Linked DNA regions of Homo sapiens: region 1 is linked to region 2. Evidence: chromatin loops called from intact Hi-C (ENCODE). Cell type or tissue: CD14-positive monocyte. All regions are shown on one strand. Links, peaks and the distances in the headings refer to the core of each region. The heading gives the core; the rest is flanking DNA. Region 1 has its middle 4.0 kb from the start of RANBP9. Region 2 overlaps GFOD1 (Gfo/Idh/MocA-like oxidoreductase domain containing 1).

Evidence for each region. Hi-C counts contacts between places; a loop is a spot of excess contacts. Peaks named below come from ENCODE experiments on the same cell type or tissue, not always from the same donor. Only the 100,000 strongest peaks of a DNase experiment are listed, where the experiment ranks them.
Region 1: it touches region 2 in a loop (2.9-fold over the local background); 2 of 110 quality-filtered maps call a loop at or near these places.

The regions. Positions count from the first base shown.
Region 1 is chr6:13,714,364-13,717,274 of GRCh38, forward strand. No RefSeq gene overlaps it. Among named protein-coding and RNA genes, the nearest start is that of RANBP9, 4.0 kb to the left of the region's middle. RefSeq lists an enhancer at 1,234-1,528. In CD14-positive monocyte, for the core only: no CTCF peak of the experiment used is centred there; a DNase peak (open chromatin) is centred at 1,378; H3K27ac peaks cover 349 bases.
Region 2 is chr6:13,413,000-13,415,910 of GRCh38, forward strand. All of the region lies in intron 1 of GFOD1 (Gfo/Idh/MocA-like oxidoreductase domain containing 1), which reads right to left. Among named protein-coding and RNA genes, the nearest start is that of GFOD1-AS1, 72 kb to the right of the region's middle. In CD14-positive monocyte, for the core only: no CTCF peak of the experiment used is centred there; a DNase peak (open chromatin) is centred at 1,332; H3K27ac peaks cover 837 bases.

The DNA.
Region 1 (2,911 bases), core at 171-2,670, 300 kb after region 2:
ATAGCACTGCCAAAATCATTACCAAAAAGACATGAAGGAAAAATTGTAAAATGTTTCCATAATGGACAATTATAATGCATTATTAAAAGTAATGTACTTTTATTATGAAAATAATAGAATTGTACATAGATATGTAAATAGTAAAAATCCATTAGCCATGAACATATCCACACCCTTCTTGAACCTATGTTTTCAGTCTTTACCATGTATTGCTCTAATATTACCCAGTATCTGTATCTGCTGGGTTTCTCAGTATCGAACAATAGGAACCAATTCTGGCTCTCTTAAGCAAAAAAGGAACTTACTGGAAAGATATTAGATGGTTCTCAGAATTGACCAGAAGGCTGGACAAGCAGGCCTGAAAACTGACAATGGCCAAAGGAGGAGAGGCTGCATAAATAGACTGGCCTGGACCCCAGCACTGATCACAGAAATCACTGCCAGATGTCACCTTCAACACCTGGACTCTTATCTCTCTGACCTCCAGCCTTTACACCACTCACTCAAGTTTCAAAGTCACCAAGCCTAGATTGTGTGCCCATGCCAGAATACACCAGCAAGCAGAGATTCCCAGGTTATCCAGTGACTGGGTTACAGAGATGCTACGTTATTGATAACTTCAGCTCAGGGTGGGCCTTGAGTGGTTACAGCCACCAGAACTGGTCCCTTCCAACAGTGAGCAGTCTTGTGCATTCAGAGTACCATACACATCTTATTTTCTGTGCATGGCATAACATGAAAATGTTTAGGACACATTGCCCTAGTGGAAAAGGGCCACTGGTGCCCACAGTAGAGGATTTTCCATACTAGGAAAGATACTAGGAAAGAGGTAAGATGCTGACCAGCCTGTTTCAGTCAATGCCCATGACAGTATCCTTCTGAGTACTGGAAAATGTTATGGCAATGTGTGCCAAGATCTATAGTATGGTTTTAGGGTCTGGATTAGTTATCTATGGCTGCAGAATAAATAATCCTCAAATTTAGTGGCTTAAAATAACGTTTATTATCACACATTTTCTGTGGGTCAGGAATCTGGCACAACTTCACTGGATCCTCTGCTTCAGGGTCTCTCATGAGCATTAAAGGTGTCAGTTGGGGTTGCAGTCATCTCAAGACTTGACTGGGGAAGAATCCACTTTCACACTCACTGATGTGGTTATCACACTCATTGATGCAGTTCCTTGAGGGCTGCTGGACTAAGGGATTCAGTTTCTTGTTGGCTATTGGCCAGAAGTGGCCCATGATGCCTTGCCACATGGGCACCTTCAACATGGCAGCTTGCTTCATGAAAGCATGCAAGCCAAGGCAATCGTGGCAAGACAAAAGTTACAGTGTTTTGTAACCCAACCACGGAAGTGACATCCCATCACTTTTGCCATATGTTTGTTAGAAGTGAGTCATCAGTTTCATCCCATATTCAAGGGGAGGGGATTACACAAGGCTATGAACACAAGAAGGTGAGGATCATTGAAGGCCGTCTTTGGAAACTGACTCATACAGGGTCCTTGTAACTTCCAGTGACCCTGGGGAACTGCACTTGCCACATTCACATCAAATATGGATTCTAGACCAGGGATCAGCAAACTTTTTCTGTAACAGGTTAGATAGTGAATATTTTAGGCTCTGCGGAACATAGTTACCTGTCGCAACTACTCAATTTTGCCATTGTAAATGAAAGTAACCATAGATGATACATAAACAAACGGGCATGGCTGTGATCCCGCAAAACTTTATTTACAAACATAGGGAGCAGCCTGGATTTGCCCTACAGGCTTCAGTTTGTGATTCCTGTTCCAGACTATTACATCAACGTTCCTTATAAACCATTCTCAACACTAAAAATGAAAGCCAAGTCACTAGCAATGAAATCCTAGGAGTCAACAAATTCATTTTATTACCCACAATGCGTGCTGCACTCCAGTGTCCGAGGCAGCCTGATGCCACACGAATGGAGTAAGCATATTTCTGCACGTAGTGTGGCAAATTCAAATGGATGACAAATGGCTGAACAATGTTAGTAAACTATAGCAATAAAGGGTCCAAGTTTGGGAAAGTTCTCAGTCAGCATTTATGAAGCACCTGTTATGTTGGAACCCTGGGTCCTGTCTTCTCTAGGCAGGGAATGAAGAAAAGAGGCAAGACAGATTACAAAGAAAAACAGCAGTATGGAATCTACTTCTTCGGTGAACAGTCTAGTTGGAAAGTGATACGGTTTTGAGAGATGACAGCATGTTGGGAGCCCTCGCTCACTCTGGGTGCCTCCTCGGCCTCGGCACCCACACTGGCCGCGCTTGAGGAGCCCTTCAGCCCGCCGCTGCACTGTAGGAGCCCCTCTCTGGACTGGCCGAGACTGGAGCCGGCTCCCTCTGCTTGTGGGGAGGCGTGAAGGAAGAGCTGCGGGCGGAAACCGGGGCTGTGCGCGGCGCTCGCGGGCCAGGGCAAGTTCCGGGTGGGCAGGGGCTCAGCAGGCCCCGCACTCGGAGCGGCCGCCTGGCACCGCCGGCCTCAGGCAGTGACGGGCTTAGCACACGTGCCAGCAGCTGCAGAGGGTGCGCCGGGTCCCCCAGCAGTGCCGGCCTGCCGGCGCTGCGCTGGGATTCTCACCGGGCCTCAGCTGCCTCTCCGCGGGGCAGGGCTCTGGACCTGCCAGCCCGCCATGCCCGAGCCTCCCCACCGCCATGGGCTCCTGCACTGCCCGAAGCCTCTCCGACAAGCGCCGCCCCTTGCTCCGTGGCACCCCGTCCCGACTGCTCAAGGGCTGAGGAGTACGGGTGCCCGATGCGGGACTGACGGGCAGCTTCGCCTTTGGCGTGGGTGCGGGATCCACCAGGTGAAGCCAGCGGAGTCTCTGAGTCTAGCTGGGATTTGAAGAACTTTTATGTCTAGCTGGAGGATTGTATACACACCAATC
Region 2 (2,911 bases), core at 286-2,785:
AGAGGCCCAAAGAAATCTGAACTGGGAATGAAGTTTTGCCCAGGCACATGGCCCACCCTCTTGGCTCTGCCACTGAGTCAGCCTTTGCCAACATGTTCCGCTGGAGTGCCTGCACCCTAGACTGAGGGGCCACTCGTACCTGAGGTTTTGCCCTCTTTTTTCAGTTACCAGCCACACAATTTGTCACTGCATCTGCCCACAGGGCCTTGACCCTTCCACACTCTCCTGGGAGACAGGAAGAAGGAACGGAGGTGACCTGCCAGTCTTAAAAATCTACCTGGGGACTGGCACTATGGGGAGCAGGCCACCCACTTGTGAAGGGTTGTTCAGCCTGTCATTGGCCTCCAGTTTTCTCTCCTGCCACCAAGGCACATCAGCACAGCTGGAGTCAGCATGCACAATGACAAGTAATGAGCACACATGCCTCATCAAAAGGATAATCAAAAGAAGAGGTCCGATCCAAGAAAAACCAACGTGATCCTCTCTAATGAATGGTCCCCACAGTGGCATTCAGCTCTAGAAGGGCAGGGAACTTCCAGCTGGCTGTAGTTTAGCTCTGTACTCTCCTTACCCAAGGTAAGCCAAGAGTGAGGCAGGCTGAAAAGAATGTATGAGCATTCCCTGGCCAAGATGGGAAAAAAAGCACCACTCTGAAGCAAGAATTGACCCTGCCCTCCAAGGCTGCCCCAGCTACCACCCCCTGGACCATGGGACAGCCTGTGCTGCCTTGTCCAAACAAGCATGTGTGCAAAGCAGCCCACAGCAAAGCCAAACAAACAGCTTGGCAGATAAGACCCCAAGGCTCTACCAAGCAAACGAGGTTCAATCTCAAAGCTTAGTTTGGTTCCGTCCCTTGCACAGGTTAATGGGACCAAGAGTCACCTTAGGAATTATGCAGCACAGAGATGCCTGATATAAAGAGGCCAATATAGAATGCATAATAGGGCCAAGCCCCTAAGACTCTCCCAGAAATCAGTTTCTAGATTCTACAGATGATGCTTTCCATCTGCTTTACAGTTGCCAAAGCAAATCACGTTTATTCTAAAAACAGATAAGGGCTTGCTCACACCAATCAAAAGCAGGTTTTTATCTACTATTAGTAGGCTGCCTCTTCAGCAGAGACTATCGTGTTCCCCAGCCAGGCTAACTGGCATTAAACCACTTATAAGTACCCACTAACAAGCTAGGTACCCTGGGGAAACTGGACACAAACAAAGCATGGGCCCTGTTCCTTAGCATCTTGCAATGTGGATGGCGAGAAAAGATGCACATATTTGGAGATGACTTGAGATGGCAGTGCAGTCACACTGGCAGGAGAGCCAGGCTTGTGACGCAGGTCTGTGAGTGCCGGAAGCACTGGGCAGAGTCGGCCAGCGCCCTGCAAATCCAACCAACAGAACAAAACTAGCCAGCAGAGGCTTAAGAGGCTGAGAAGCTGAGCTGTTTGTCTTAGGTTGGTAGCCCAGGGTGAATACAGCTATCTCTGGCCAGGCATGTAGCACAGCACAGAGTTGATGAGATCTAGTCCAAGAGCTACTCTGCTTGGGTTCAATTCCTGGCATGGCCACCTAGGTCCCTCATGTGATCTCTCTGTGCCTCCATAGCCCCATCTGTAAAATGGAGACCAATAAACAGCATGCATATCATAGGCATGTTGGGAAAAATGTCAGCACAGTGGCTGGCATGTAGGAAATGCTTGATAAATGTTGGCTATTATCCTGAATCTAAACTTCTAAAGGGGTTCCCTTTTGTTTATGGCAGGAATCAGAATATCCACTCTGAGTCCAAAGACAGATTATGTAGCTCAAAGTAATTTTCATGTTAAATTAGATTTTCTTGGGTGGTAGTGGGGGAGGGCTTAGAATCCTATGAACATGGCATAAGTCAAAAGAGACTGTGACTCAAAGTAAAGGCCATTGTAATCCCAACAAATGCAAGGGCTAGAAACAGAATGAGGCCTGCTTTTCCTGCCAGGGAACAGCAACTGTAGTATCCGAGCAGGGAAGGGAATTAGGCACCAATGAGAAAGCACATCAGCCATGATATCCCAGAACAGCTAGCAGCAGGGCACAAGCCCAACTCCCTGCTGGCAGGACCCCCTCTTCATCCTTCACTGCTATATCCAGATTCCTCCCCAGCACTCGTGCCCTGTCTGGGGAGGACACTTAAAATATTCCTCACAGACTAGACACCAACACCTAACTTTTCTCAGGTCCTCCTAAAGCCAATCCCCTCCCGTCTTCCACTCTTTCCAGAACTTGAGCACATGGGACAGTTCTAGAATGTGCTTGCCTGTGGGAAGCACAGTCTTTCTTTGCCTTCCAGTTGGCCTGCCCTTCTGCCCCCTTCCTTTCAACATCAATGTCCCTTCTGAGGGAGGGCACTGCCATTATGGGAGCGAAGAAGGGGTCGTTGAGTCACCCCCACCTCCTCCACCCACCTTGCCTTGGCCTCTCCGGCTCAGAACACAACACAACTCTGAAGAAGTGGATGCTACTGGGCACGGTCCAGACCTGGGGGTGGCTGCAGATTTCAGAAGCCTTCCTACTTCTCATTTTTTCCTTAAGGGGAGGCATCTGCCCATGTCCTGAGTCAGGGGGATGTTTGGGTTAAGTTCCACAGGGCATCCAGTGACAGCAGACCTTCTATGTGTCCGGATTCACTAGCTGGGCAAGCTGACCTCTTCAATGGTCCACTTACTCATCAGATGGATACGTAGAAATGGTTAAATGAGATCATGAATGTGAAGCACATAGAGTTTGAGCCATGATGGCCATCCGCCTAACTGACCACCATTATTATCTATATGGCTATGGTGACTGGTGTCTAGTTTTCTATTCGTTCATTAAACGAACATTGACATATTTTTCTAGCATCAACCATGTTTCTGGCACACAGTGGTAACAGACAA